2 separate regions of the Homo sapiens genome follow, and region 1 is linked to region 2. A link is a contact called in ENCODE Hi-C or POLR2A ChIA-PET data. All regions are on one chromosome and are shown on one strand. The core of a region is the stretch at or near the end of the contact, and the rest is flanking DNA. Distances in the headings are between cores, read along the strand shown.

Evidence for each region. A loop is a pair of places that touch in the nucleus more often than their neighbours do. ChIA-PET counts read pairs that join two places held with the same protein, here RNA polymerase II (POLR2A). Pooled maps may share reads with other maps.
Region 1: POLR2A ChIA-PET joins it to region 2 with 10 read pairs in WTC11. The contact joins two enhancer-like sites. A Hi-C loop is called at or near these places in 1 of 50 pooled maps. POLR2A ChIA-PET finds 5 or more read pairs at or near these places in 2 of 52 experiments (T-cell and WTC11).

What each region holds. Positions count from the first base shown.
Region 1 is chr3:14,437,614-14,442,319 of GRCh38, reverse strand. The region is part of intron 2 of SLC6A6 (solute carrier family 6 member 6); the gene reads right to left. Among named protein-coding and RNA genes, the nearest start is that of SLC6A6, 37 kb to the right of the region's middle. RefSeq lists an enhancer at 2,423-2,923. Within about 2 kb of position 2,642, at least 16 of the 41 ENCODE cell types and tissues checked have a DNase peak (open chromatin) inside an H3K27ac peak, as active enhancers do.
Region 2 is chr3:9,975,461-9,980,182 of GRCh38, reverse strand. EMC3 (ER membrane protein complex subunit 3) reads left to right here. Exons shown (of 8, transcript NM_001394674.1): 2 at 2,737-2,794; 3 at 3,133-3,226. Among named protein-coding and RNA genes, the nearest start is that of EMC3, 9.0 kb to the left of the region's middle. RefSeq lists an enhancer at 2,555-3,754. Within about 2 kb of position 3,027, at least 23 of the 41 ENCODE cell types and tissues checked have a DNase peak (open chromatin) inside an H3K27ac peak, as active enhancers do.

The DNA.
Region 1 (4,706 bases), core at 1,393-3,892, 4.5 Mb before region 2:
CTGACTCAGAGCCAAGCAGTCTGGGACACAACTTGTTTGTCTTCATGATCAAACTGGTGGCCAACACTGAAATAATCAGATTTCAGAGAAAAGTCAAGAATTCTGAGTTCTCTTGAAAAATTGGAAGGTTGGACCACAGTGAGCTCATACTCCTCATGGCGATTGCTGACTGGAGCAGATGTGACCACCTTGTCACGTGACCCTTGTCACACGACCACACCCTGGCCAGCTCACCACCCAGCTCAGGACACACTCGCTTGGCTGGCTCCAGTGGGCATCTGAGTTTGTCTTCTCATCAGAGAACCAAACACTACCTGAAAGTATCTTGTTCAATTCCTCGCTTCCCTGTCGTCTATCTCCTCAACTAGAATAGAGGCTCCTGGGGACAAGGACCACACCTGCCTTGCTCACAACTGTGTCCCAGAGCCAGGCGCCATGCCTGGCACACAGTAGGGTGTCAGGCAAGAGCTGCTGGGTTAGGTGGATCCCAGAGTGGCATCCACAGGCAGCTGGTGACAACTGCAAACCCTGGCTTTGCCAATCCTGTGACCAGGCGAGTCACTTGGCCTCAGGGCCTTGCAGGCAGGGTGAGGCAGTAGCTGCCTGAGGACTTGGGGTGTGGAGAGGGGATGTGCTGGCTTGGCCCCAGCTGCTGGGCCCACAGGGGCTGTGCTCGAGGAACAGAGGCACAAAAGCACAACAAAACCCCCGTTTCCCCCACACCTCCTTCCTCTCCCTGGCTCGGGGTGGGGGACCCCAATTGTTTCACTATCTGGCGGCCAGCAGACCAAGAAAGGCTTCCTGAAGCCTCTGGGCAGCTCATGGAGCCCTTCCTCTGTCTGCCAGAGCATCCGCGCCGCCTTTCTCTGCCCTGCTCCCTCGGGGCCGGGCGCGGGATTCGACAGGCCAATGGCTACTGTAAAAATAGTCCTAGCAGCCAGCATTGTTCCAGCATTGACTTGCACAGCCCCCCGATGGTTATCAGGGCAGCCCATTGTGGGCTGGCTCGGTGGGCGCATAATTGGAGGATGTGAGACTCAACTCCCTCCGAGTGAAGGTGTTTCTCAGGAAATGACCCTGGAGCCTCCTCACCCAGAAGCTCATGACCTCATTGGCAGCTGGGATGGGCCAAGTCCATCCCCGCTAGGAGCTGGGGTCTGCTTCACTGCGGCTACCCTGAGAGTCCCGGCTCTGCCCTCTGGGCACACAGACCCACTTGCCACACTAATATTCGAGAACCCTCTAGAAACATGGAGGAGGAGCAACTGGGGTTCCCCAAGTCCCTTTGCTCTAGGCTCTGATTTCCTACAAAATGAAGCCTCCACCCCCTTCCACACTCAGGACCCCATCGTCCCACCACCTGGGGCTGAGCCAGGATGGGGGTGGGGGTTTTCAACAGGGCAGAGTGGGGACCTGTCACGTGCCTGGCATGGTGGGGGTCTCCCAACTCCTCATTTCTAAGGTGCACCCACCTCTCCACCTGTGGGGGCTGCAGTCACAGGTCCACCTGCCTTGAAGAACACACAGCCAGCAGCCCTGCCCCTGAAGAAGCCCATTCCAGCAAGACCCGCCTGTACATTCCTGGCATCCACCCACAGCTCTCTATCGCCATGGCAACCACGAGCTACAGGCCCCTCAGCCCTTGCACTGGCATCTGTGGCAGCCTCCTCACAGGTCTCCCTGCTGCTACTCTGCCCGCCCCTGATCTATTCTCAATGCAGCAGCTGAAGGCAGATTAAAAAGCAGAATCAGGTCCTCATGCCCCCGCCCAACCCTTTGCTCACCCCTAGAAGAAAACACAGGCTCCTCACCATTGCCCACCAGGTCCCAGCACATGCCCCTGCCGACCCTCTGGCCCCATCTTCCCTCTCCCCTTCTCCTTGGGACACGGGCCACACAGAACTGCTTTAGTCCCTCCTACTGCTCAGGCTCAGTCCCCTCTGAACCTTCCCCACTGGCTGTTGGAGCCGCAGTATAAAAAGCCCCCTGGCTCCCTGCCAGCTGCCCCAGGCACCCTGGCCCCTACAGGGACCAGAATATAAGCCTCAACCCAGAAGCTGAAAGTCACTTCCCCAAACAGGTGACCTAAGGCAAGTCACTCAACCCCACTAGTCTTCAGTGTCCTCATCTGTAAAATGGGGTAACTGTACCTTCCCTGTGGGAGTGTTGTGAGGGTTAAATGAGGGGGGGTGCACAGGAGGTGCTTAGAACAAGATGTGGCACACACTCCATGCACAGCAACTACATTATGACTTGAGACTATCTCCTCTTACTACCGCTATCACTACTATCCAGTCCACCCCTGGCCTTGGGGTATATAAAGCCTTCATCCTCCCCAGGGTGAGATCAATAAGGCCCAGAGATGACAAGAGACGCCCTGAGGTCACTCCGCTGGGAGTAACAGTGACCGTGATGTATCCAAACCCTTAGGAGCTTAGCCTCCACTGTCCCTCTGCGGCTCAGTCTGACCTCAGAGGACACCCTCCAGGGAGTCCCCGGAGTATCTCTGTGCACCTCTGCAAACTTGCAATTAGGCCAGTCACCCCAGCTTCCTCACACACACACAAGTGGTCACCCCGCTGCGCAGTGAGTACTCAGGAGCGAGTCCTCCTCCACAGGCGTCCCTGCACCCGCCGACAAGGGCTGTTTTCCTTGGCACTGGGCCCAGGGTTATTTTGCAGCAGCCGAGATACATAATTCCCCATTTTAAGAGCTTCCTCTTTGGTTATTACAGCTACAAGTGATTAGAATTGACTGATACAGAGGCTATGGGATGAAGCCTCTCCCTGTGCCCAGCTAAACATTCTCCTTGTCTCTGTGTTCCAGAGGTGACAGCCAGAGCCAGCTGTGCCTGAAACCAACTGCAGATCACCTGGTCAGATTTGACACACACGCAGGCAGGTGCAGCCCCGTGCCAGCGATGCCATGGCTTGCCACAATATCCCTTTGCTGTCTCCCTGTTTAATATTAAGATTTGTGAGGACTTATTCTGGGGGCTGAGCTGTTTATGAACACAGTTTCCTATTCTCCAACACTCCTATTGTGGAAGAGACTTTGGTAGTTTATAGATAAAGGAAGCTGAGGCTCACGCAGGGAAGCGAGCAGCCTGGCTGAGGCTACACACACGGGTGGAAAGGAGAGAGAGGCTCAAGGCCAGAGTTCCCACCTGGCCACCTGGGCCTCCGGCACCGAGCAAAGCTTAGAAAGAGGTCTCTGCACTGCTTGCAAATGGGGACCCCTATATCTTGCTCTGCATCCCTCCCGGTGCCCTGAGCACCAGCCAGCTGGGCTTTGAGTTGAGTTGCAGATGCTGCCTCCCCCAGCATCTACCACCTCAGTCCAAGGCTCTGGGGAAAGTCAAGCCCTTGCCTCTATTTTTCCTGGGCAACCTTCCCAGAGGCTCGAGAGTTCTCTGCACCTGCCCTGCCGTCCTGCAGACCCTGCACTTCTCAATTTAACAACCAGTGTCCTACATGTCTCTTTCTGGTGGAGAACAATGATTTAAATCTCATATTGTCAATGGCATAACCACTCAGGAGCTTCTGCCATGCTTTTAGGAAGAGGCCAGGTCCTTGTCTGTTTCCTATTTTGCCTGCTTCTCCCATCCCAAACTGCCTAGCACATACCTGGCCTTTAAGAAGGATCTCTGGGCCAGGTTTCTCAGCAAACCTCTTGGTTAAGCAAACTGATCAGCGGGTTGGGCAAGCAGCTCCTAGAGTCCCAGAACAGGGGCAAGAAGAGACCTGGATGACATCCATTCTACAGGTGGGGAAAACTGAGGCCTAAACAACTCCCTGCCCACTAGGCTTGCTGTGGAATCAAGTGCCTGGCTGGACCCCTTGCCCCGCCCTTTCCACAGCAGGCATCTCTCTCCTTTCCTCACTTTTCTGCCCATTCCAGAGCCAGATTCTGGGCTGAGGCCATGACTAAGCTGTGTGACCCAGAGCAAGTAACAACCTCTCTGTGCCTCCGCTTCCTCACTGGTAAAAAATGAGGGTAAAAACAAGACCAGGGACTAAGCAGGATGCTGCCTAATGTTATTCAGCACACAGCCCAGCACATACCAATTGATCAATAAATAGTAGCTTTAAAAAAAAAAAACAGCCACATTGCAATTCTATTATACTTTGTGGCAACCATTCTACCCTGTGTTTGTTTTAAAAAAAGAAAAAGTGGGCCAGGCGTGGTGGCTCACGCCTGTAATTCCAGCACTTTGGGAGGCCGAGGTGGGCAGATCACTTGAGGTCAGGAGTTCAAGACCAGCCTGGCCAACATGGTAAAACCCCATCTCTACTAAAAATACAAAAAAAAAAAAAAAAAAAAAATTAGCCAGATGATGTGATGCACTCCTGTAATCCCAGCTACTCAAGAAGCTACGGCAGAAGAATCGCTGGAATCCGGGAGGCGGACACTGCAGTGAGCCAAGATCGCACCACTGCAGTCTAGCCTGGGCGACAGAGCAAGACTCCATCTCAAAAAAATAAAATAAATAAAATAAAATAAAATAATAAATAAATAAATAAATAAGAAAAAGTGGATGGTTAGAGGTATTGGGGAATTGCTGGTCAAAAACCACAAAATTTCAGTTATGTACGAGGAGTAAGTTTGATAGATCTATTATGTATGTCATGGTGTCATGCTGATTAAAATTAATAACATATTGTATACTTGAAAACTGTTGAGAGTAGATTTTAAGCGTTCTCACT
Region 2 (4,722 bases), core at 1,778-4,277:
AATTAGCTGGGCATGGTGGTGCGCGCCTGTAACCCCAGCTACTCTGAAGGCTGAGGCGGGAGAATTGCTTGAACTCGTGAGGCAGAGGTTGCACTGAGCTGGGATTGCGCCATTGCAGTTCAGCCTGGGAGACAGAGTGAGATTCCATCTCAAAAAAAAAAAAAAAAATACAGTGAGACCACATGATTTTGTATAGTCTGGCTCTTGCACACCTCTCAAGTCTTGTTTTCATCACATTTTCTATAGTTCTCCTTTTTCCAGTCATGTGGCCTTTTCTCAGGTCCTCAGAGGCAGAGTGTTTACTTCTACGAGGCTTTTGCCCATTTTGTTTACACCAGCACTTTGCCAAGGTAATCCTCACTCATCCTGAAGAGTCCAGCTTAATCCTACATCCTCAGCAAACTCTCAGACCTTGACTTTCCAGACTCCATCACCTCCTGGTTATGCACTCTTGCAATACCATCCATCTCTCTCTAGGACATGATAATTGAATTTCACATTTATTCCTCTGGTTATTTGGTTAATGTCTTTCCCCCTCACTAGACTTTGACCATCGTAAGATATTTGTATTTTGATCACCGTTCTTCATGTCACCTGGCACTTAGAAGTTCAAGAAATATTTGTTCAATGAAAGAATAAATCTACCCTTGTACAGAATATGAATAGAGACTTAGGGAATTTAAGTGACTTGCTCAAGATCACATGGCTAATAAGTGGCAGAGGTGGGATTGAACCCATGTGTTCAACTCCAGAGCTTAAGTTTTTACCCATTACTCTAGACCCAGTGCTTCTTATACTGTCAATGGTGAAGGACCAGTTTTGGGGTTTTTTGTTTTTTAAATTTCTAATCTCTTATAGGCTAATACTTTTGTAAAATATTTTGATCATGTATCTGGATGTTGTGACAATGTCAAATTATTATAAAAGTCTCTAAATCCTTACTCTCAGTGTCTGTGCTTATCACAGACTAGCATTCACCACACTTTGAGTATCTTTAGACTAGCATCCAGGGAGCAGAATGTATTACATGTTGCGCCCTGTAGATAAAGTAGAGAACTGTATAGCATAATGAGCTCAGGAGGAGGAAGCAGAGAGAATTCCACGAGGGCTCCAGGCATTGGGAAAAGCTTCGTGGAGATGCTGAGACTTGAAGATGTTAAGGCATGATGGAGTAGAACTCGGAAAGGAAAGGGCACTGGAACATTCCCAGCATGTGGAGAAACTAGAATATGTGTAGTGTGACAGGGGAAACCCCGGGGTACTGACTGTTTAAAACAAGTGGTTTGTATTGAGTAGAGACAGGAAGCCAAGCACAGTTTTTTTGTTTGTTTGTTTGTTTTTTGTTGTTGTTGTTTTTTTGAGATGGAGTCCCACCCCAGGCTGGAGTGCAATGGCGTCGTCTCGGCTCACTGCAACCCCCTACCTTCCTGGTTCAAGTGATTCTCCTACCTCAGCCTCCTGAGTAGCTGGGATTACAGGCACAGGCCACCACACCCGGCTAATTTTTATATTTTTAGTAGAGACAGGGTTTCATCATGTTGGCAAGGCTGGTCTCAAACTCCTGACCTCGTGATCCGCCCACCTCGGCCTCCCAAAGTGCTGGGATTACAGATGTGAGCCACTGCGCCTGGCCCCTACCAAGCACAGGTTTTACTATGTTCATTTCTGTTCATAATTTTTTTTCACGTTTCAAGACTATTTCCATTACTTTAAGGGCCTTTTCCTCTTTTCCTCCTTTAATGAACTTTTGAGTACCTAGAAAAAAATTAATATTTTGATCTCTGTTTTGTCATTTGCATCTTAGCAACACCCATTTGTTGCATAACACTGTATTCTTTTTTTGTTGTTAGAGACAGGGTCTTAACTGTTGCCCAGGCTGGAGAGCAGTGGCGCCATCTCAGCTCATTGCAACCTCTGCCTCTTGGGCTCAGGTGATCCTTCTACTGCAGCCTCCTGAGTAGCTGGGACTACAGGCACGTGCCACCAGCCTGGCTAATTTTTTTTTTTTTTTTTTTTTTTTTTTTTTTTTTTTTTTTTAGAGACAGGGTCTTGCTATGTTGCCCAGGCTAGTCTCAGACTCCTGGGCTTAAGTGATCCACCTGCCTTTGCCTTCCAAATTGCTGGGATTAGAGGCGTGAGCCACTGCACCTGGCCTAGCATGATATTTATTGATCAACTATGGCTCTAATAGTTGATTTAAGATCACCTAGTAATTTCATTTATTTATTCAATAAATGTTTACTGAGAGCTTTCTAACAGTCTGACTTCTGGGTAGATTTTCTATTTGTCCATCAGATAGCAACCCTCTCAAGGCCTGTTCTCATTTCTCTGTAGGTAATAAGAAATTCCTTCTTTTATCCTCACTCTTCTCCCTTTCTCCTGACCCCAGATCTCCTGAGCAGTGTTCAACTATTCTTTTCACTCAGAGAAAGTGTCTTCCTAGCTTATTATCAAATAAGAAAAAGCTGAGTGTAATGTCCCAAATGTACCTAACTCTGAAATATTTATGTGTTCAGAAACACAGTCACTTTTGAAAAATACTTTTCTGAAAACCTAGTAGTTAGGTTAAATAAGTTTACGTTGGTTTTAAAGATACTTGTATTTTGGGAAGTTTCCACACAGAGCTGTTGCCAAATAGGCCCTCTCTTGTGTTTAAATAGGTCTTCTACTTGACTCTCCCATTTTCTTCTAGTGTTTCACTTTTTAAAATCTCATTGTGTTGGTTGTATTTTTCAGTCAAGTCCTAATTCGAAGCAGAGTCCTCAGGGAAAATGGAAAATACATTCCCAAACAGGTACTCATTTATCTTTTATTAAAAAGCTCCACGATTCACTGTTGGGCAGTAGATATCTGAATGTTTTATAAGGGGGCTCTGGGGAAAGCTAAAGGTTGGCAACTTAGTAATTAAGCTGTGGCCTGGTGGTGTTTGCTCTCATGGTGACCTCACCCTTCTTAGGAAATTGTTTTTAAATGTGACTCAGCTAAAGTGTCAGGTCGCCTGCCAAGTAGGCTGACAGCTCTGAGCGGAACAGCATATCCTAAAGGCCTTCTGACTAAGCCACTGGGGAGTAATTTAACAGTTTGCTGTGTCATAGTTCTTAGACTTAAAACACTTTTTTTTTTTTTTACTAGTCTTTCTTGACACGAAAATATTATTTCAACAACCCAGAGGATGGATTTTTCAAAAAAACTAAACGGAAGGTAGTGCCACCTTCTCCTATGACTGGTATGTTTGTTCCCTTCACTCATCTTTAAGGAAGATTTTTAACATGGGTATTTGAGTGGGGTGGGGTAGGCAGGGAGGGTGTCATTTTATTTAAATGTTAAATTGCAAAAGATAGTAATCTTAGACCTTAGAAATCATCTGATACAGGGATCTATGGAAGTGGAATTCTCTTTTTCAGTTAGATTTTCTGAGAACCCCAATGTATAAAGTGGATTAAAAAAAATAGTTCTCAGCTGATGGAGTGGGGAGGCCAGAGCTATTGTCCCTGGGTCTCTCCTTATTGCTGTTCTCAGGACCCAGGATTCTAGGGAGCACAGTTGGTAAAGCATTCCAGCCTGGCTGTCACCCAGTGCCTGGATCCCCTTCCAATAGATGGCTGCCCAGCTTCTGCCTAAATGAGGAAGAGTGCAGTACTTCCAAGATGTGCCATTTTGTTGACTTTGTTGTTAGACGTGATTGTTTGGTCTACCCTACAGTTTTGGCTCTAACATTTTCTACTTCCACTGATACCAGTCATGTGAAAAATATAGCATGTTAAAAGTAAAACAGGCCAGGTGTGGTGGCTCACGCCTATAATCCTTGCATTTTGGGAGGCTGAGTCAGGTGGATTGATTGCCTGAGGTCAGGAGTTCAAACCAGCCTGGTTTACATGATGAAACCCCGTCTCTACTAAAAATACAAAAATTAGCCTAGCGTGGTGGTGGGTGCCTGTAGTCCCAGCTACCCCGGAGGCTGAGGCAGGAAATTGCTTGAACCTGGGAGGTGGAGGTTGCAGTGAGCTGAGGTCACGTCACTGCACTCCAGCCTGGGCGACAGAGCAAGACTCCATCTCCGAAAAATAAAAATAAAAATAACTAAAAGTAAAACAAAGTAATTTGTTGTTCTGTGTTGACTCCTCTCATTTTAGTACTATTCACTTCTTTAGGTGAGATAACCAGCTATTTTAAACCCATACGGAAGGTATTATAATTAATTTTTTTTGAGAGTGACTAAGGTTGTATGGAGTTAATTTTTTAACAAATTTTTAAGAAAATTTACAAGAAACAAAAGACCATTAAATATATGAAAAGTTACTTGACCTCACTAATAATCCATGGAATATCAATTAAAACAAGATATCTTTTTTTTTTTTTTTTTTTTTCTTCAGAAAGGAGTCTCGCTCTCTCACCCAGGCTGGAGTGCAGTGGTGCGATCTCGGCTCACTGCAGGCTCCGCCTCCCGGGTTCACGCGATTCTCCTGCCTCAGCCTCCAGAGTAGCTGAGATTACAGGCACCTGCCACCATGCCCGGCTAATTTTTTGTATTTTTAATAGAGACGGGGTTTCATTGTGTTAGCCAGGATGGTCTCCATCTCCTGACCTCGTGATCCGCCCGCCTTGGCCTCCCAAAGTGCTGGGATTACAGGTGTGAGCCACCGTGCCTGGCCAAGATATCTCTTTTTTTTTTTTTTAGCCCAGTAAGCTGTCAAAAGATTGAAAAGATTGTCAGGATCCACT